Linked DNA regions of Homo sapiens: regions 2 and 3 are each linked to region 1. Evidence: read pairs that join two places in POLR2A ChIA-PET (ENCODE). Cell type or tissue: HepG2. All regions are shown on one strand. Each heading gives the region's core, and the rest is flanking DNA. Links, peaks and the distances in the headings are about the cores only.

Region 1 (6,855 bases), core at 802-5,801:
CTTGAGAGCCTCACGTAGTGGGGTTAGATATCTGCAGATGATCTCAAATTATAGCTCAAGTCAAAATATGCAAACCTCAAGATCACTGCATTCATTTTTGCCTTAAGATTGTTTTTTAAAGTGGTATTGTGAGCCGGCACAGTGGCACACACCTGTAGTCCAAGCTACTTGCGAGGCTAAGGTGGGAAGATCGCTTGATCCCAGAAGTTCAAGACCAGCCTGGGGAACATAGCGAGACCCTATCTCCACAAAAAATGAAAAGTAATTAGCTAAGCATGGTGGCATGCACTTAAGTTCCAGCTATTCGGGAGGCTGAGGTGGGAGGATCACCTGAGCCCAGGAGTTCGAGGCTATAATGAGCTATGATTTTGCCACTTCCCTCCAGCCTAGGTGAAAGAGAGTGACATAGCTAAATAAATAAATAAATAAATAAAAAGTGGTGTTGTGAATTGTGATGCACTATCTCAGAGAGCTCATTGCTACATTCCAACATCTTTTTTTTCCTTTGTTCTGATTACGCTATGACCTAATAAACCCTTATCCCCATCACAGATCTCTCCCCTGGGTTTCAGAGCCATAGTTACAATGACTTATGGACATCTTCACATAGATATCACACAGTTACCTTAACTCAACAAGTCCAAAACCTAACTCCTCCCTTCCTCTGCAAGTCTGCTCCATGTTCATCCCTTAGTGATCTGGATTATCATCCTGTGAGTTGCCCAAATCAGAACCTTGGAGGCCATTACTGACTCCTTCCTCTCCCTCATTCCCACATTCAGTCACAAAATCTGCCTGACTCTACTCCTAAGTAAGCTCTCATTTCTATCCATTTCTCTCCAGCCTCCTCATGTCCACCCCTGCCACTTCTTCCAGTTCAGGCCACCATAACCCTTCATTTACATTAGTGCAAGAGCCTCCTACCTGGTATTTCACTATCTCCAGTCTTGCCCCACTCTGCTTCTCTACATTGCAGCCAGAGGAAGTGATCTAAAACAATTTTCTAATCATGCCATTCCCTGACTCCTTGTTGCCTTAGAAAAACCACAAATTCTTTAGTATGTATCTCAGACTTTTTATGATCTGGCCCCTGCTTCTATCTCCAGCCTTCTTTCTTACCACATTCTGTGTGCCACTTGGGCTGAGGATCACTCTGCTACCTGTGGGCCTTCACTAGTCAACTTCCACATCGTATGTCATTTACTTCCTATGTTTATTGGTCAATGATGGTCCATCCCCACTAGAATGTAAGCTCCAAGAAGGCAGGGAGTTTTGTCCGTTCACTGGTAAATGTTCCGTACCTAGACCTGTGCTGGCTCAAGTAGCTGCTCAGTAAATACCTGTTGATGAACATGCTTATTACTGAGGGCACAGCCCCTCCACCTGTACCTTTCTATTTGGCTAATTCCTTTCAGTTAAACTCTAGGTCTCAGTTTAAGTACTACTTCTCTTAGGAAGCTCCCCACCCTCTAAATCTGGGAATACAAATCCTTTCCATACACCCTCCACTCCTACTCTCATTAACACAATATTTTAATTATCTGATTAAGGATCTCATATCTTCTTGTTGTTAATGTTATTAAGATATTATGTTATTAATAATAATTAACAACACTATTAATATGCACTGTTAACATTATCTTGTTTAAATCTTATACTTTTTTAGGTTACCACATATTTCATTGATACTTTGTTTATACTTTACGCTTATCTTTTTGTTGTACTTTAGTTCTTGTAACAACTTTGTGAGGTAGATCCTATCCCCATTTTACAGATGAAGATACCATATCTTCATATCTGGCATAAACATGTTCAATAAGTATTTGTTAAATGAGTAATCATTGGGGGTGGAGGAAGTACAGAGTTTCACATCAGCTCTTATGACAAATTATCACCTGGAGTGCTCTAGTTGGTCCATCTGGGATGACTCTGATGGATAACATTCCAGAACCAGGTCTCATTTTTTGATTAATAAATTGTTGTTCAGGTGGAACTGGCCCCAAAAGCTCCATGGAAGTGTCAGGACCAAGAACAACTTCAGCTCCATCAAACAAACCAGAAAGTCCTCCTTTGGCCTAAAAGACATTGGAGTAGAGACATGTGAGAAAAGACAGAGGCACTGACTTTGACAAGTTAACACATCATTTCAAACAAGTTCCTAAATTTACATTCTCCTCTGGAGGGTCATGATCAATGTGCAACAAAGCCTTTACTATTTGTTCAGCTTTGCAGATGATGAAAAACAGGAGAATTACTTCAGTAAGATGAAAAGTTATGCTCATAAATTTTGGTAATTATGAATAAGAGATAATTTCATGCATAGATCAGTTTAATTCTGCCTTTTACTAGTACTAACTTCTTGTCATTAAAATAAACTTCTAAAAAAGTAGCCAAAACTAGCTGTTTCTTTGAGTATTCTTACTAGGGTTTGCTTAAAAATCTGAAATATTCTGAAAATAGAAAATAATTATTATAATCATTCAGCTTTCCAGTAAGAGGAAAATTCTTGAGTTGAAAACCTCCCCAAACAGGCCTATGGCTGGACAACCAATCCAAATACTCAAAAGATGGTGTTTCTTCTAGAATGGAATACAGAGTTGAGAATGTCACCTGATACCCAGTTATTCAGGCTGTTAAAAGAAAAACTTCAAGCCAGGCGAGGTGGCTCAGCCTGTAATCCCAGCACTTCGGGAGGCCAAGGCGGGCGAATCATCTGAGGTCAGGAGTTTGAGACCAGCCTGGTCAACATGGTGAAACCCTATCTCTACTAAAAATACAAAAATTAGCCAGGCATGGTTGCAGGCAACTGTAATCCCAGCTACTCAGGAGGCTGAGGCAGGAGAATCGCTTGAGCCCGGGAGGCGGAGGTTGCAGTGAACTGAGATTGTGCTATTGTACTCCAGCCCGGGCAACAAGAGCGACACTTTGTCAAAAGAAAAGAAAAGAGGAAAAGGAAAAAGAAAGAAAGAAAAAGAAAGAAAGAGAGAGAAGAAAGGGAAGAAAGAAAGAAAGAAAGAGAAAGAAAGGAAGGAAGGAAGGAAGAAAGGAAGGAAGGAGAGAGAGAGAGAGAAAGAAAGAAAGAAAGAAAGAAAGAAAGAAAGAAAGAAAGAAAGAAAGAAAGAAAGAAAAGAAAAGAAAGAAAAAGAAAAAAAGACAGACTGACTGACTTCAGCCGAATTAAATTTAAAGGGGTTTAATTGAGCAATGAACAATTCACAAATCAGGCAGCCTCCAGAATCACAGCAGATTCAGAGAGACTCCAGGGATGCCTCGTGGTCAGAACAAATTTATAGACAAAGAAAGGGAAGTGATGTACAGAAGTTGGAAGTAAACAGCTGGATTGGTTACAGGTTGGCGTCTGCCTTATTTGAACACAGTCTGAACACTCAGCCATCTGTGAGTGGTGGAAGTATGGCTGCTGTGACTGGCCAAGTCTCAGCTATTGTTACAGGCACATACTCCTAAGTAAGGATTTCAATCTTGCCTGCCGATTACTCTAGGTTACAGTTGGTCCACAGGGATTCAATTATAGAAGTACGGAGTCCTTCTCAGGCCATATTTAGTTTGCTTTAACAAGGCCTTTGGAGGAAAACACCTTGCTACATGCCCCAAGTAAATCGAGTCTACAGGATTATGGCTGTGGGAAAGCAAACACAAGGCTAGAGAAGACAATGGCAAAGAGTGTCTAAATCCCCTTTGTTAACTTTTAAATATTGACTCATGAAAAGCAAACTTTGAGCAGGGTTTATAGTACAGGTTTCAACACAAAGAAAGCTTTTTATAGCTATTATAAGTTTAGAAAGAAAGAGCATATACAACCTAATAAGAGCAGTGTCAGAAAATGTTTTAATGTCTTCAATGACTTTATTCAGCATAATAAGATTGAAACAAGCTTACTTCCCTAACCAAAACACATTCTGCTCTGCTGAATACTGTTATTATACTGTCACTAACAAGCAGGGAAATGATGAAATAGATTCACAAAACAACAAACACCAAAAAAAGATTTTAAGGAAGAAAATGCTCCAAGAGCATTGGAATTACATGGGCTTTAGAAACAAACTAGAAGTGAAGTCAGGGTCAGACATGAAACCCACCAATTATAACAAGCCCTCTTTGCCTCTAGAAGTTTGAATTGTATTGCTAATTGAAAATCACAAATCCATTCCAGATGTGTGCTACATATAAGTAAGCAGCTTGTCTTTGATGAAAAAAGCTCAGGGCGATAGAGATAAAGAAAATAAATCTCACCAAAAGCAGTCAGAGGCTCCTTACAGTTTTTGCAAACTGCCCTGGAGTACAATCTAAGTACACTCAGAGTTCTCTATCAAGAGTCTGATAGTCTCCTGTTTCCCTTTTGTGTAAAATCCCAGGCTGGACAGAACTGCACACACAATTGCAGGTGCTAGTCTACTGCATGTCCAAACCTCCTAGACACCTTCCTACTTCTCAGACCCCTGTTCTCATTCCCAGCCTGAAGCCAGAAAGGGCAGAAAATCCAAACCCTTGGTAATTTGCCAAACACATATTTGCTTAGAAAGTAGCTGGGAGTTTATCATGAGGTAGACTGGCTGAGGAGGAAACTGTCCAGCAATCTTCATTCTGACATTTGCTACAGCAATTCAATGCTTATTTAGGCCAAAATGAACAGAATCAAGAGCATGTAGATGCCTGGCGAATGCTCACCATGTCATAGAACCCTTTACAGAGGACTTGCAGCTATGCCATTAACTTCCCAGGTCTAAATCTAATTCATCTAACTTAGTGCTGGACTTTTAAAATTACATAGGTAATTTTTTTCTTTTTAAAATTACATAGGTAATTTTTTTCTTTTTAAAATTACATTGGTAATATATGACATCAAAGAAAAAGTCCAGGTAAGCCATGAAAAACATATCTTATCATCCAGGGCAATCACTCTTAACACATGTATTGCATACCATCTCCAAGAACTTTTCCCATGTAAACATACACAAATGCGGGGCTGGGCGCGGTGGCTCACGCCTGTAATCCCAGCACTTTGGGAGGCCAAGGCGGGTGGATAACGAGGTTAGGAGATCGAGACCATCCTGGCTAACATGGTGAAACTCCATCTCTACTAAAAAATACAAAAAATTAGCCGGGCGTGGTGGCGGGCACCTGTAGTCCCAGCTACTCGGGAGGCTGAGGAAGGAGAATGGCGTGAACCCGGGAGGCGGAGCTTGCAGTGAGCCGAGATTGTGCCACTGCACTCCAGCCTGAGCGACAGAGCAAGACTCCACCTCAAAAAAAAAAAAAAATACACAAATGCACAACAAAACTCTGACTTCCTTTTAACTAAAATGGAATAGAATAAGTATTGCTCTGTAACTAGTTTTCCCACTGAACAATTCATCATGTATAACTTAGTAGAGACTTTGTTTCAAAGAAGGCTCAACCACTGCTTGCTGCAATTGGGGATCAAAAACGACTGACCTGGACGACCAACCCATGTAACCCACAGGTCAGTTTTCCTTCTCGGAAACTCCACGTCTGAGTTGTGCTTCGCCTGCGGTCAGGCTTTCTCAGCATCAGTGGCTCGTATCTGGAAAACGGAATACACAATGAACCATGAAACCTCCGAGTCAACTGTTTCACGCCTGAAGGGAACATGAGGATGATGGCTTTGCTCTTCTTCCTTCTAATGCCCTCCACCCTTAAAACTGAATGGGTAGTTAGCTTGAATCCTAGGGCAGTTAGGTATCTCTTGATAAGAAAAGAGGAATAAAGCAAAATGGAAAAACATGAAGAGGGGACACAAAGTAAGACATTAAAGATTTCATAACACACAGTAATATGGCTTCTTGCATTCTCAAAACGGCAACTTACCATGCAGTATGGAAGGAATAGCTGCTAAATACATGTAAAATCTTTCCAACAGTCTTTTTTCTGTTGTATTTCTAAATTCTTTTCTGTTCTAACTTGTAAGTCAACTAAAGTTTTTCTGGAAATAAGGTATTAACTGAAAACACACTGATTTTTATGGAGAAACTAAGGCACAGGCAAATCAAGTAACTTATTCAAACTTAAAGAGCTAATTTGAATCCAAGGATTTATTCATAAAAATACATCTGATTATTCTCTTAATAATTAATTTCTGCTTTTGAAGGATTTGACAAAGTTATTAGGAAGATGTAAAAAAGAAACTACTTCCTCAGAATAAGGACGGACTGGAATTTGGGTGGAAGAAATAATCACTTTTCACATTATACCCATTTTATTGTTTGAAGTTTCTTAACATCTGCATGGGTATTTCATCAAAGCTTAAAATATTTAAAGGGAAAGCCCAATACTCATATTTGGGAATATGACAGGTTTTTGTCATTGAAAAAAATATACATTTTTACTTTATTTATAGAACTCTTAGTTTTTGTTGTAGATTTCCTCTGAGTCTGAATTTGAAAGCAATGAGCTTGAATCAAAAGTTGCCTAGAAAATTACCTGTTGTCAGTCACTGCAGCGAGACCAGCAATATCTAAGATGGCAGACCCCTCGGTGGAGCGGGCGGCTGAGGGCTTATTGGGATTGTGAGGAACTGAGGAGCCCTCATGGGCCAGCATTCCTGTTCCTGTCATCCTCCACAGCTGAGAACGCTTTCCTGGTTCCTGTTAAGTAGGTACAAGCAAAAAGAGAAAGAGCCATTATGGGCAGCCACAGCTAGCTCCTCACTTCAAGAGCTTCCTCTAGGGCTAAATAAGTTCTCATATAGGAAGTTTATTTAGACGTTTTCCACATTATATAAATGCTTAATTCAAACTTTCATGGTTATCTATCTTTTGTTGTTCTTAGGGTAAAATATGCTAACCTCTTGAACCAAACAACCAAACATTACAAATA
Region 2 (6,855 bases), core at 832-5,831, 150 kb before region 1:
GTCTTTCAGTAGGCAAGAGAGGATGGGATGCTGGGCCTAGGCAGGAGAGTCAGCCTGAAGGGGAGCTGTGTTCATGTGTCAGGGGGACAGAGCTGGAGAAGGGGACTCTTCCCCAAGGTGGTGACAGCCTGAGCCTCTGGGCCCTGCCCTGTGGCCAGGCCTCCAGAGAATGGGGCAGCTTGGGCAGGATTCTCCCCAGTCTCTGAGACTCCTGTGCCCCTGTTCTTCTCCAGGTCTTTGTCTCAAGATAATTCAAGTTAATCATGGGAAGCTATCCCATGATAAGAGGCTAGAACAAGAGTGCTGCTGTATAATTTTTCTATTTTTTTTTTTTTTAACATTTAGGGATTTGTTTCAGCCTTTAAAATAAGCAGATAAGGATTGAAAACACAGATAAGGATAAAAAAACAGATAAGAGGCTGAGCACGGTGGCTCATGCCTGTAATCCCAGCACTTTGGGAAGCCAAGGCAGGCAGATCACTTGAGGTCAGGAGTTCAAGACCAGCCTGGCCAACCTGGTGAAACCCTGTCTCCACTAAAAATACAAAAATTAGCCGGGTGTGGTGGCGCGACCCTATAGTTCCCAGCTACTTGGGAGGCTGAGGAGGAGAATCACTTGAACCCGGGAGACGGAGGCTGCAGTGAGCTGAGATTGCACCACACTGCACTCCAGCCTGGGGAACAGAGTGAGACTCCATCTCAATAAAACAAACAAACCAGAAAAGATTTTTAAAACATAGTTCACGGAAAAGGAAATGGCTCTTAAACATAATTTCCCACAAGAGAAGTAAGTATACATTCAAACTACGCTGAAATACCCATTTTCTCCAAATTGGCAAAGTTCAGAAAATTTGCTAACAGATTGCATTGGTAGGGGTGTGGGTAAGTGCACTCTCATTCATTGCCGGTGGCTGTGTAAATTGGTACAAACCTTATGGAAGGCAACTTAGCAATATTTATCAAAATTACAGGTGCACAAAGGATTGGGCAATTTCTCCTCTAGGACTTTTTAACTTATCAGAAAAATCAAGTATACACAAGGTGATTCGTGGCAGCCTTGTAACAGCAAGAAGATTGGGAAGGCTGGAAACAACTTAAGTGACTATGGGTGGGGGACTGGCGGAATAAATACGGTATTTCTATACAATGGAAATCATGTTGTAATCCAAGAAAACAGAAATGTTCTTTATGCGGCTGCTTACAACTCACCGATCCCAACCAGTTAACAGATTTCTTTGCTCCTTCTCCACTCCCACCGCTTCACTTGACAAGCCTTTAAAAATAAAAAATAAAAGAAAGGTCATGTGCTGATAAGGAATGATCTCCAAGACAAAGTGAAAAATGCAAGGAAGTACTAAGCTAGAATCTTTGTAAAAAATAAAAAGAGAGGCTGGGTGTGGTGGCTCACGCCTGTAATCCCAGCACTTTGGGAGGCCAAGGCGGGCAGATCATTTGAGGCCAGGAGTTCGGGACCAGCCTGGCCAACATAGTGAAACTCTGTCTCTACTAAAAATACAAAAAATAAAATTAGCCAGGCATGGTGGCACACACCTGTAATCCCAGCTACTTGGGGGGCTGAGCTAGGAGAATCGCTTGAACCCGGGAGGTGGAGGTTGCAGTGAGCCAAGATTGGGCCACTGCACTACAGTCTGGGTGACAGAGCAAGACTCCATCAAAAAAAAAGAAAAAAGAAAAGAAAAAAGAGGGGTGGAGAGTAAATATACAGGTATATATGTAATTGCCAACACACATACATATAATTTGACAAATTGTATTTTAAAGAAAGCAAAGAATTGAGCAGTGGCTGGATTGGGGTACAAGATCAAGGGTGGATTGAGAATTGAGATGAGAAAAATAACAGTGTGTTTGTGTGCTGGGTTGAGGGGCTGCCCAGGAAGGGTGGACCCAGGAAGGATGGGATCTGGCCTATTTTATATATATATAAATGTGTGTGTGTGTGTGTGTCTTCCTGGAAAAAAATACACAAGAAACCAGGGTGGGGAACTGGGTAGTTGAATGACAGAGTGGGCGGGAGGAGAGAGATAAGGCAAGCTAAGTAGAAACAAACACAGACGGTAAGAGATAGCATTTAACAAACAGCACTCCACACCGCCTACTTCCTGTTCCCTTCCCAATACTACTACCTCTCCTCTTCCAGATAGACGCGTTTCAGGAATTCCACCTATAAAGTCTGAAGGGCATTTAAACTCCACTCAGTAATTTGACCATCAACTAGGCTAAGTGGGCAAGAGGTGTGCTGGGGTGAGAGCCCCTGGGCACACGGGTATGTTTTTTCTGCTTGAGATGGAGATGGAATTACCAGCTCAGGAGACAGTTTACAACCAATGATGCCTCATTCCTGTTTTCAGTCTGTTGGCATTTTAAAAATATTATACATTTTTACTTTCAAACACTAAGAGCCACCGACACTGTCTTTGGTCATTTGTGAGAACGCTGTTGATATGATAACTAGATTAACAGAAAAAAGCTGAGGGTCAAATGTGAGCTGATGAAAAGTTGACAGGATGTCTCCCTTCCCCTAATACCTCCGCTTTTATTAACATCATGGATGTCATCTTCTTTTTTTTTTTTTTTGAGACGGAGTCTCGCTCTGTCACCCAGGCTGCAGTCCAGTGGAGCAGTCTCGGCTCACTACAACCTCCGCCTCCCAGGTTCAAGCCATTCTCCTGCCTCAGCCTCCCAGGTAGCTGGGATTATAAGTGTGAGCCACCACGCCTGGCTAATTTTTGTATTTTGAGTAGAGACGGAGTTTCACCATGTTGGCCAGGCTGATCTTGAACTCCTGACCTCGTGGTCCACCCAAAGTGATCACTCCTGACCTTGCCCTCTCAAAATGCTGGGATTACAGGCGTGAGTCACCGCGCCCAGCAGATGTCATTTTCTAAAATAAGACAATGGTTGAAGTGTGTGGCCGCTAACTCCTGTGCTGAGCGCACTGGGATGGACCGGTGGGGGAAGCCTTTGCTCAGCCCTGGACCACCAAGGTCTCTGCCGGGCTGCTCTCCCCTCGGCCTGCTTGCGTGTGCAAGTCCACGGGCACACGTCCTGCCTTCATGTCTTGGACTTTAAACACCCTGGGCAGCTGGCCAGGCCTTGGTTTTGTTTGCAGAGTTGCCTAATCTAATATTGGTATTTAGCAAACAAAGCCCAAACAAGGGAGAAGTAGGCCCCTCTTGCCTCTTCTGAGCTTCCAGGGCTCTCCAGTGGACCCAAGAAGCACCGTGAGATGCCCCACAGTTTCATGGCCAAATAAAGAAACTTGAGTCAACCTTCTCTGTGGTTAACAGGGAATCCTCAGAGCGGGTGTTTTGGGTCCAGGCCACCCCATGCAAGGAATCCTGCTAGGAGAAAATGGGTCACTCCTAGTGGGGCTGGCCTGGGGCAGACTGTGGGGTGAAGAGGGCTGGCCATGTGCCCCTGACGCCCCTTCCTCAGATGCCCGCTGCTCCCCCGCATCGTAGAGCCCGTGGGTCTTGCATTCTTGCGGCGGCAGCTCCCCCGTCTTCTCACAGCTCCTGGCTCCCTCCTGTCATCCAGATGTGTGTTCCACGGAGCTCTAAAATTAAACAGATGCATCTGATAGCGACCTGCCCTTCACCCAGCAAGACACTCCCGAAGCACCAAAGCCCGTAGGTGGGCATCATCATGGTGGCCATTTGGGCCATGGTTGGAGATCCTGGAGGGCCTGGAGCAGAGGGGCCTTCCCTTCCCACAGGGCTCCGACCAAACCCGCGTCCCCTGGCATGGCTGGTTCAGTTCCAACCCTTGTGCCCTTTGAGATCACCTCCAGCCCGCGCTGGAAAGTCCACTCACCCGCCCTCCTGAGGAGCTCATGCGTATCCCAGGCTGCCACAGATGGTGACGCTGGGGAAGAAAGGCAGGTCATGGGCTTGGGCCACAGCTGCTTCTCGTGGACTGGACGGAGCAGGTGACGTGTCGGCCAGGAAGGAGGAAGGAGGCCCTCTCGGCCACGGACAGGCTCCAGGCTCCTCACATCAGGACCCAGGCCCTGCCCTCCCCGAGGGCCCAGGATCCAGACGCTTCCAAAAGTGCTCTCCTTGCATTTCCTGACCCGCCTCTACCGTGCTGTCCAATCTGACAGCCACCAGCTACAGCGGCGATGGAGGCGATGGAAATGCGCCTATTTGGAGTTGAGCTGTTCTGTAAGTGTGAAACAGGCACCACATTTCAAAGATTTAGTGCAAAATCACAACATAAAGCATCTCATTAACAATGTTTTCTAATGATTATACATTACATGATAATGTCTTGGACATATTGTCTTTAATTATTAAAATTAACTTTCCATTTCTTTTTCCTTCTTAAAAAATGGGTCACCTAGAAAATTTTATTTTTATTTCTTTTTATATTTATTTATTTATTTATTTATTATTTTTTGAGATGGAGTTTCACTCTGTCACCCAGGCTAGAGTGCAATGGCGCAATCTCGGCTCACTGCAACCTCCGCCTCCCAGGTTCAAGCAATTCTCCTGCCTCAGCCTCCCGAGTAGCTGGGATTACAGGTGTGTGCCACCACACCTGACTAATTTTTCTATTTTTAGTAGAGACGGGGTTTCACCATGTTGGTGAGGCTGGTCTCAAACTCCTGACCTCATGATCTGCCAGCCTCAGCCTCCCAAAGTGCTGGGGTTACAGGCGTGAGCCACCATGCCCAGCCTATTTATTTTTATTTTTTAGTGACAGGGTCTTGCTCTGTTGCCGAGGCTGGAGTGCAGTGGTTCGATCTCAGCTCACTGCAGCCTCTACCTCCTGGGCTCAAGAAGCCTCAGCCTCCCTAGTAGCTGGGACTACAGACATGTGCCACGATGCCCAGCTCATTTTTTTTTTTTAATTTTTAAAATAGAGACAAGTTCTCACTATGTTTCCCCAGCTGGTCTTGAACTCCTGAGCTCAAGCAATCCTCCCGCCTCAGCCTCCCAAAGTACTGGGATTATAGGTGTCAGCCACTGCTCCCAGCCTAGACAATTTTAAATTACATGTGTGACTTGCATTGTTTCTTTGTTTTTCTTTTTGGATACAGAGTCTTGCTCTGTTGCCCCGGCTGGAGTGCAGTGGCACCATCTCACTCACTGCAACGTCCTGGGATTACAGGCATGCATCGCCATGCCCAGCTCATTTTTATATTTTTAGTAAAGATAGAGATGGTGTTTCGCCATGTTGGCCAGGCTGATCTCAAACTCCTGGCCTCAAGGGATCCGCCTGCCTCGGCCTCCCAAAGTGCTGGGATTCCAGGAGCCCGGGTGACTTGCATTATTTCTATGGGACAGCGCTGGTCCACTTGGTAACGGTGGAAGCCATATTTCTCAGAATCCACTTCCTGTAGGTCTCAGGGCAGAGTTGTCAAGAGGGAAGGCACCCGTGATTTGAGAGGCAAAGGTGAGGCTGGCCTTGCTGACCAACACTGACCCCAGGCCGACCCCAGGCCCACCCCAGACCCACCCCAGACCCTTTGCTGCAAACTCACAGAAGACACCTCCCAAAGACGCCCACCCCAGCCCCCTCGGCAGTCCTCCTTGCCCTCCACCCCCGCCACAGCTGGGTGAGGCCTGACTCCTAGAATACATCCTTTATTCCACGACAGACCTCATGGTTCTGGCTCCCTGTTGAACCCCGTCTGATCCCCACCTCTCCTGGGCCTCTGGAGGCCGCATCCAACACAGCTGAGAAGGTGAAGGTTAAGGTCTCAAAATACAGCCGGCCGCAGCTCAACAGCAAGAGGCCTCCTGCCCAGGCCTCTAGGGTTCCATTTCCTCTCCTTCTGCCCACCACCCCTGGCTATTCTCTCTCCCCTTCACTACCCACTTCCCCTCCTCTCCTCCCTGTCTGCTGGCTCCTTCCTTCCAGTCCACAAGCAGCTCAACTCCCTGCTGCTTTTAAAACACCAACATGGCAAAAACCAAAACCACCCTCCCTCCCACAGTCAAATTTTAAAGATACATCTACACTCCCTTCTTCACCTTTGGATCCTATTTCAACACCAGGGACTGGCTTCTGGCCCACATCCCAGAGCCGCCAGGGACAAGGCCACCAGTGGCCTCATTTCCCAATCCCCGGCCTCTTTTCAGTCTTGCTCCACATGACCTCAGAGCAGAGGTGGTCACTAGTCCCTCCTCCTCTGCCCTTTTCCCCATGACACCCCCTTTGTCATCCCCATCACTGACCCTTCCTGGATCCTCCTCCCCTGGCAGTTCTTACGTTGACATTTCCCAGGGTGCTGGCCTTAGACCCCTCATTTTATGCCCCCTCTGGGTAAGGCATTCACGCCAGGACTTATTTAAACTACTGTCTCCCCCGTCTCTACTAAAAACACAAAAATTAGCCAGGCGTGGTGGCACATTTCTGTAGTCGCAGCTACTCAGGAGGCTGAGGCAGGAGAATCGCTTGAACCTGGGAGGCAGAAGTTGCAGTGAGCTGAGATCGCAGCACTGCACTCCAGACTGGGCAGCAGAGTGAGACTCTGTCTCCAAAAAATAAACAAACAAACAAACTAACAAACTACTGTCTCCAAAAGAATGACTCCCCCATCTCTACCTTTCTAATGCTGCTAACTGGATGCTCTGCAGGGCCCCATGTTCAATGTGTCCAAAGTGAAACCCGTCACCTAAGATGGCCTCCCAGTTCTCTTTTTTTTTTTTTTTGAGATGGAGTCTCATTCTGTTGCCCAGGCTGGAGTGCAGTGGCGCGATCACGGCTCACTGCAACCTCTGCCTCCCAGGTTCAAGTGATTCTCTTGCTCAGCCTCCTGAGTAGCTGGGACTACAGGCGCCTGCCACCATGTCCAGCTAATTTTTTGTATTTTTAGTAGAGACGGGG
Region 3 (6,855 bases), core at 976-5,975, 94 kb before region 1:
ATAGGGTGGTTGTGAAGACTGAATACTAATGACAGCGATACCATGCAAGCTAGTCAATGTTTTGGATCAATTTCTGCAGCACTGTCATCCCGAGCAGGTGTCTGCCTAAGAGGCATTGTCCATTGCAGACAAGCAGCAATCTGGAAGTGACAGACACAGATTTCTTCCTGGACACCATGGACAAAGCACAGGCAGGTCCCGAGTTTGGCCAAAGAACGTGACTGGCTGATGGACAGGACTAAACTACCCCTTCGCCCACTTTCTTCCTTTTGTCCTTTGAACACAGGCAGCCCTTTCTTTCTGACTATACTTATGCTAAATCCTTGTTTGTCTGCCCATTTCCTCAATGCAGTGCCCACTGTAAGAACCCAGGCCACTCCAGGCCTTGCTGTGACAATGTGCCTATTTCTACATGCCCTCCCTATTGAATGGACAGAGTTCCCATGGGGCCACCGGCCTCGGACAGTGAGAACTCTGGGCTCACAGGCCACTCCGTGGGGCGGCCTTCCACCTGCTCTGTTTTAGCACCTGGGCGTAGCTGTGGAAGGCCAGAAAGCAAGGCTATTAACAGCTTTCGAGGTGATGGGGAAGGAAAACGGCATCATCCCAAGCTTGACAAGAGCACTCCACGGCCGGCATCTGACCCACCTCTGCCACCGATGCGGCCTCCTTGGAGACAGGCAGGTTTCCTGTGGTGTCAGCCCTGTTTCCTCCAGCAACATTATACCACAAACAGAGAGCTACTCTGAAGAAAGCACTAAGGTGTCCCGTTTCTGGCCGGGGGGAGGGAGGCAGACTGCTTTGCTTCTCCAGAGAGAAACATCACCGTGCCTTGACCCTCTCTAGACAGCGTTTCTTCCTCTCCCCAGTCCTGAAAAGCTGTTTGAAGAAAAGAAACGTGCAGGCTTTCCTTTATGACCTCAGATGGGCAAGTTCTGAATGGCAGCTGGTTCTATTACATGCAGTGTGAGAGGGTTAAACAGGACAGCCTCGACTCTTTATAAACTTTTGCCCTGTGGATATGCACTCATTGGCGGCAGTACAAGACTCGAGCTGTATTACACGCCTTAATGATATGGTTCAACTGTCGGTCAGGCTTGGGCCTGGCATTGGGCCAGACCGCAATCAATGGGACACAGAACCTCCCCCTTTCAGATCATCACGAAGGCTCATATTATCTCCTTTTCGTCGTGCTGGTTAAATTTATGGAGCAGAACCCTGAAGCCGCATTCCTCGGCCTGGGCCGGCCCACGCGGCACTCCCTCCCTTTGTTCGGTACTGTAAGCCAGCCGTGCTTCGGAGGACTACAGGGTTGTTAGTTCAGGCACTGACTGTTTGCTCATGACTGAAGTGAAAAGAGTTCAGGGGAAGGGCAAAAGGACAGCCCAAGTGTAAAACCCCATCCCAGCAGGCCCTGGGCCCCTATATATAGGCCCCGAGCTGCTCCTGAATGTCACATTTCACTTTGTTCTCACAAAAGCAAAATCTTCAGTCTGATCCCTGACGAACCTTCCATAAAACAGCTGCTGAGTCCTCCTACAGTGCACCCCCACTTGAACTCCTGGATTTTCTGGGGTGCCATGGGAGGCAAGATTGCCCTTAATACAACCACACTAAAAAGGAGACAGATCTCTATAGCTATCTGCTAGTCCTTCCAGGTTCCACAGGAGATGGGAATGCCAACCCTGGTTACTAGCTGGTCTTATTTTTAATGTAGAAAAAAAAAATTTATTTTTCGGTCTTTGGCTATAAGGGAGGGATACGTGAGTGCTGTATGTGAATGCATGTGTGTGTGCACAGGAGGGAAGTGTTTATAGGGGATTTAGTCTTATGGAATCAAATAGGAGAAGGTCCCAAGCATTAGACCTGCCGAATCTATCCATGTGTTCTCATTAATGCTCTGATTAGCATCCAAAGTGTTAAACAAGCAGCTCACATGGGCAGGACTTCATTTTAGTTTTAGAGTTTAGCCCAAGAGGAGGGCTTTCCTGGAATGTTCTAGAGTGGCACATTTACAACTCACTACAGAGGACGCCACTGGAGGGCTGGAAAGGCAGGTCATCGCGGAGGTGAATCCAGGCTCTCCAAGTGATTAACTGTGAGTCTATGGTTTGTCACATCGAGCTGTTGTGTATTAGTGGGTCCACCTGTAAAATGAGGCTACTGGGTTGAATTTTGGAAGTCTGAAATGATTACTAGAACTCTTCTAACGAAGGCCCAAGCAAAATAGAGAAAGAAAGAGTAGGAGGAACATAGAGAAAAAATCCAAAACCAAAAACAAACCAAAGGTATAAGAGGAGCAGGTGGGAAAAATGGCCTCTGAGGGGTGAGCCACTGCTGACTTGATACGTGTTTTTCTGGTCAGTTTTGTCTTCACCCATCTTGATACTAAGAGTTGGGCCCAAGCTTGTTAAAAATAAAAACAGAAATCCCATACTAGCAACTACATGCCCACTGGCACTTTCCAATTCCGGGCAGAAGCAGACTTCTTTGATGGGGTTCAGTGAAGCCAGTGGTCTGTTTCAAATCAGACCCTAGTTCTATCTGCAGGTGAAAAGTCACGCTTCCTCCTTCGAAGTTAAGCTATGTATTTCTGAACAGAAACTGTAAATATACTCTCGGATTTTCCTCACAAGGTTTCCTTGTCTACTGTGTTTGGAGCTGGTAAGTGAATTTGCCATTCCGAATCTTAATTTAAAGCCCCTTTTGGTGGTGGAGGCAGGGTAGAGAGGAGGTGCCACGGATCACAGAAAACCATCTCTTGTTATATCCCTCTTGTCTATGCTTTTGTATACTATTTGTTCTGGTTTGTTTAAAATATAGTGTTATAGAGAACCACTTAAGCTGGGAAATAAAAGGCAACAAAGAGGTAGGCTAAATTTAGGAAATTTTCAAGAAAAATGTGTAATCCAGTCAATCTGTCTCCAGTTATTCATATACATGTTCAGGGTTCAATTAAGTCTTTAGTCATAATATGCCACATCTCCCAGGACAATCTACAAAGCACTTGCACTCACATGATCACGCAGGTTACATTAATACACGTAAATGAATCCAGTCTCCATTAGGCGTTGAGTGTGTAACACGAGGACTCCTGAAGGCCTACTTTGGCCCATCATGAGCCCAGATGCATCAGGAGTCTCTGATATATTAAAATTTGGAAAGCTGGACCTACCCCTGAGAATGAGACTTTAATATGGGCCAAGACAGACTGAGAACTTATAAACTCAATGCCCCTGCTTCCTGTTGACTTTTTCTATCTCAGGATCACTTTTATGACAATATTCCAGGAACATGCAATTCTAAGTAAATAAACTGGCCAAACTCTGAAAATGCAGGAACACAAGTTGCTTACAAATGAGATGTAGAAACCAGGACAAAGAGAGCTGCCATAGCAGACTCACTGGTGTGCACGCTTCTCTCTTGTACATTCTGTGGTTTGCCTGTTCCACGAGCTATGTGACACTGCTATTTACTCTAGCACTGTGGCCAAGGCTAAGAAGTACTCATCTAATATGGGTTTGGGAACTAAAAGGAAATATGTTTTGGAATTTACTTTTTCACACCCACACACCATTCTTGTACAAAATGCCTCTGTCAAGGTGTTTTTTTGTTTTTTGTTTTTTTTTTTTTAAACATTGATTTCTTGGCCATCAGCTAAAAGAAACTAAACATTCAAGTACCTCCACGATGACTGAGCATGCGGGAAGTGGTTTATTTACAACAGGTTCCCTGGACATTTTATTTGATGTATGCTGTCCTGACAGACTCCACCCATGTGATCAAGCCTGCTATGTATGTCTGGGGCCACTTTGTAGTTTTCCCAAAGGTGAAATCAGAGGGAGGGCTGAAGTGGTGACAAGGCCAAATTGGCTACAGACTCAATCCCTTGCGGGGATGAGATGTAACTCACTTAAATGGTGCTAAGTCCAGCTGGGGATTAGGCTAGGGCCACAACCTGCCAAAGAATACTTTAGGTACACTACAGCTGCAGATTAACCTAGTGCTTTTTTATTTTTAGAATCCATTATCGGGCTGCCATATATTCTGCATGGGCTTTTTCTTCATTCTAATATCCAGCTTCCTCCCTGATGGCAGAGCCAGCCCTAGGAAGGGAGCTTCCTCTGTGCCACTCCTCCAGGAAGTTACACAACTAGTTATTCACCTCAGCCATGCAGACATGACCAGGGCAAGGATGACCCTCTCCCCCTTTGTATGGGGGAGAATGACCTGAGATGGGGATATAAAGCTGTCTGCACAAGGTCACAAAGCACAGTAGCATCAGAGCTGGAGTCAGGGCTCTGCTCTTGTGATTTGCAATCCTGTTCTCTTGCCAAGGGGCCAAGCTGCTTCCAGTACCCAAAGGGAACATCCAATAGCTTATTTTGATCACAGAGAGTTGAGTCAAGAAGGAACTGATCCTATGCTGACAAACTGAATGAATGTGAACTGCTGCCACTTCCGCACAATACATCAGGACGAGGCTCCATGCTACTCTGTCAGCTCCACCACTGCCTTTGGGAAAAAGAATAAAATCCCATGAATCTCTCTAAAACTTAAAAAAAAAAAATCTGCATTAGTATATTGGGCTTTAATAGGGTTTTTAAAAAATCTGTCACTACAGTGCGTTGTACTTATCATATGTTCTAAGAAGAGCCCAAGTCGCAAATGAATTGCCTGTGGCCTGAATGCTATTCCCCCAAGAGCTACCTCCCTTGCCTAAAGGATACCCAGAATTTCCTAGGAGGCTCAAAAGGCAACAGTTAAATTTCGGGAATTAGGACAAATGGGAGGATGAAGTTTGAAATGAATTACAAAGGGAACATTTATAATCTAGAAAATGTTCATTTTCAAAGGCTCAAGGCATTACGATAATCCACAGTTATCGATCTTGTATTTTCATTATGCAGAAATCGTGAAATAAAAGGTGCATGATGAAAGCAGTGTTTGAAAGGGCCCATCAGACTTAGCTAGAAATGAAAGAAATAGTTTTTCCTCTTAAACGCTTAGCCCTGAACTTTTTTTTTTTTAACAGACCTAGGGGACCCCGACCTACATAATAATATTGTTGTGAGATTGTCCTGGTGGGAGTCAGACAGATCAGCCCTCGACAGTTCCAAGAGCCCCACTGAAAAGGAATCTGATTCTACAATTTAAAACCCTTAAATAATACTGAACAGTGGACTGTCATGCGTCTGGAAAATATAACCATTTTTGAAGAATGCTTTCCAAACCACGTAATGCTTTTAAAGCTGTTTATCAAAAGAGCTGGATGAGCCACGGTGGCCTGAAACAGTTTATCAGCTGTTACAGGGTCGCATGCCCCATCCTAATTTCCTTAAGCACTCCATCATTCTCGGTTGTCCTAGTCTCGGCAGACAACAGATGCCAATGTTTGGAGACATTTGCTACATAACTTTTACCCGACAAACCTGGCTCCAGGACAGATTTCCATGTCATGTGGGGCTTTTGGCTGAACTCTGCTCGAACCCAGAGGCATATCATTTACAGCAGACACTAACAATAGTTTGGGGTCACCTGCTCTTCACAAGTGGGTTCAGAGCAAGTTCGTGGCCTCTGCACACCTTTTCCAGTGCGGTTCCCACACACAAAGGCTCAGAGCCCAGGAGAGTCCCTCCACCCAGCAACTCAACCAGGTTTGGTGGCCTGAGTTCAACTGTTCATTTTGTGTGAAGAAAGAGAATGGGAAGGACAAAAGCCCAGCCAAGCACATGAACTCCTAGTCCTCACACTCTAGCAGGTGGTCAGCAAGAATTCGGGGACAGGGTTGAATTTAAGTAAGAGCTAGGGACACAATCCCTGTTTCACCTTCACACAACATTCCAACATTCAGGGGAGAATATTCACACTGACACCATTTCTTGAGCCCTACCTGCATGCCACATGCCAGGCTGAGTGCTTTATATACATGATATAATTTAATCCACGTAACCACCCACCGAGGTAGGCATATGACTCAAAGGAATCTCATCTCAGAGAGATTAAGAGGGGAAAAACTTGTTCCAGGTCACAGCCAAGCAGCAGCCCAATGACTCAAACCCAGGGCCAACCGACTCCCCAGTAGGCCTGTTTACCCTCGCACTGCAGATGCCGGAAGCAGCCAGTGCTGCGGAACCCCTTCTTGCTTCCTGCAAATGCGTGGTTTCTTTTCACACTGACTGCCACGTTGCCCCTTCCTATTTCTTTTTCAGAACTGGGGAAGAACCTGTGATTTTACGTCCTTTCCACATCTTTTTCTGAAACAAGCGCTTCTCTTTGAAGAAAGACCTCTTGCCCTTGGAGTGTCAAGATAAGAAAACTTTCAGCAACTTCCCTTGGAAACTACAAAACACCCATCAGCACCCAGGATCTAAGTACAGTCGCTCCCCAGCTGCTGGCCCCTCTGAATAGCTTTTATGGTTCAATGAGGGGTGGTGACAGGGCCATGTCACTACCGTAGGGTGTGCTATTTCTTTCATGTTCCTGGGATCTGACAAGAGCCTTCCACAACCTGTTTCTTTACAACACACAGAATGAGAGATTAAAGACCAATACCAGACTCAAAGCAGGGGCTGGGACTGGCAACGGCTTCTCACCAGATGTATTCTCAATCTTTCGGGGAAAGAAGAGCCACAGACTGCCTGAGCAGATGCTGTGCAAAAGCTGCTGTGATGCCTAAATGAGATAATACATAGAACCATGGCTGAATGGATATGGGTTTCATAAAACCACACTAATTCAGAGCCACTAGTTGGGGGTAAAGGGGAAAGAACACCAAGAAAGGAAACACAAATTAGTGAAAAGTCTAAATTATAGGACTTCTGATTAAACATGACAGATCTAGTCCAGAGACCC

What was found. Peaks named below come from ENCODE experiments on the same cell type or tissue, not always from the same donor. Only the 100,000 strongest peaks of a DNase experiment are listed, where the experiment ranks them.
Region 2: POLR2A ChIA-PET joins it to region 1 with 20 read pairs; 5 of 35 experiments call an interaction of 5 or more read pairs at or near these places.
Region 3: POLR2A ChIA-PET joins it to region 1 with 11 read pairs; 7 of 35 experiments call an interaction of 5 or more read pairs at or near these places.

The regions. Positions count from the first base shown.
Region 1 is chr1:12,378,196-12,385,050 of GRCh38, reverse strand. VPS13D (vacuolar protein sorting 13 homolog D) reads right to left here. Exons shown (of 70, transcript NM_015378.4): 56 at 6,460-6,623; 57 at 5,455-5,563; 58 at 1,896-2,075. Among named protein-coding and RNA genes, the nearest start is that of SNORA59A, 130 kb to the left of the region's middle. In HepG2, for the core only: no CTCF peak of the experiment used is centred there; DNase peaks (open chromatin) are centred at 3,620 and 4,510.
Region 2 is chr1:12,524,772-12,531,626 of GRCh38, reverse strand. LINC02766 (long intergenic non-protein coding RNA 2766) reads right to left here and starts at 6,074. Exons shown (of 3, transcript NR_187319.1): 1 at 6,000-6,074; 2 at 3,835-4,182; 3 at 2,535-3,577. In HepG2, for the core only: no CTCF peak of the experiment used is centred there; DNase peaks (open chromatin) are centred at 2,076, 3,046 and 5,706; H3K4me3 peaks cover 464 bases.
Region 3 is chr1:12,472,667-12,479,521 of GRCh38, reverse strand. All of the region lies in intron 67 of VPS13D (vacuolar protein sorting 13 homolog D), which reads right to left. Among named protein-coding and RNA genes, the nearest start is that of SNORA59A, 31 kb to the left of the region's middle. RefSeq lists enhancers at 61-917, 918-1,775 and silencers at 1,134-1,428, 5,334-5,628. In HepG2, for the core only: no CTCF peak of the experiment used is centred there; DNase peaks (open chromatin) are centred at 1,241, 3,421 and 3,801.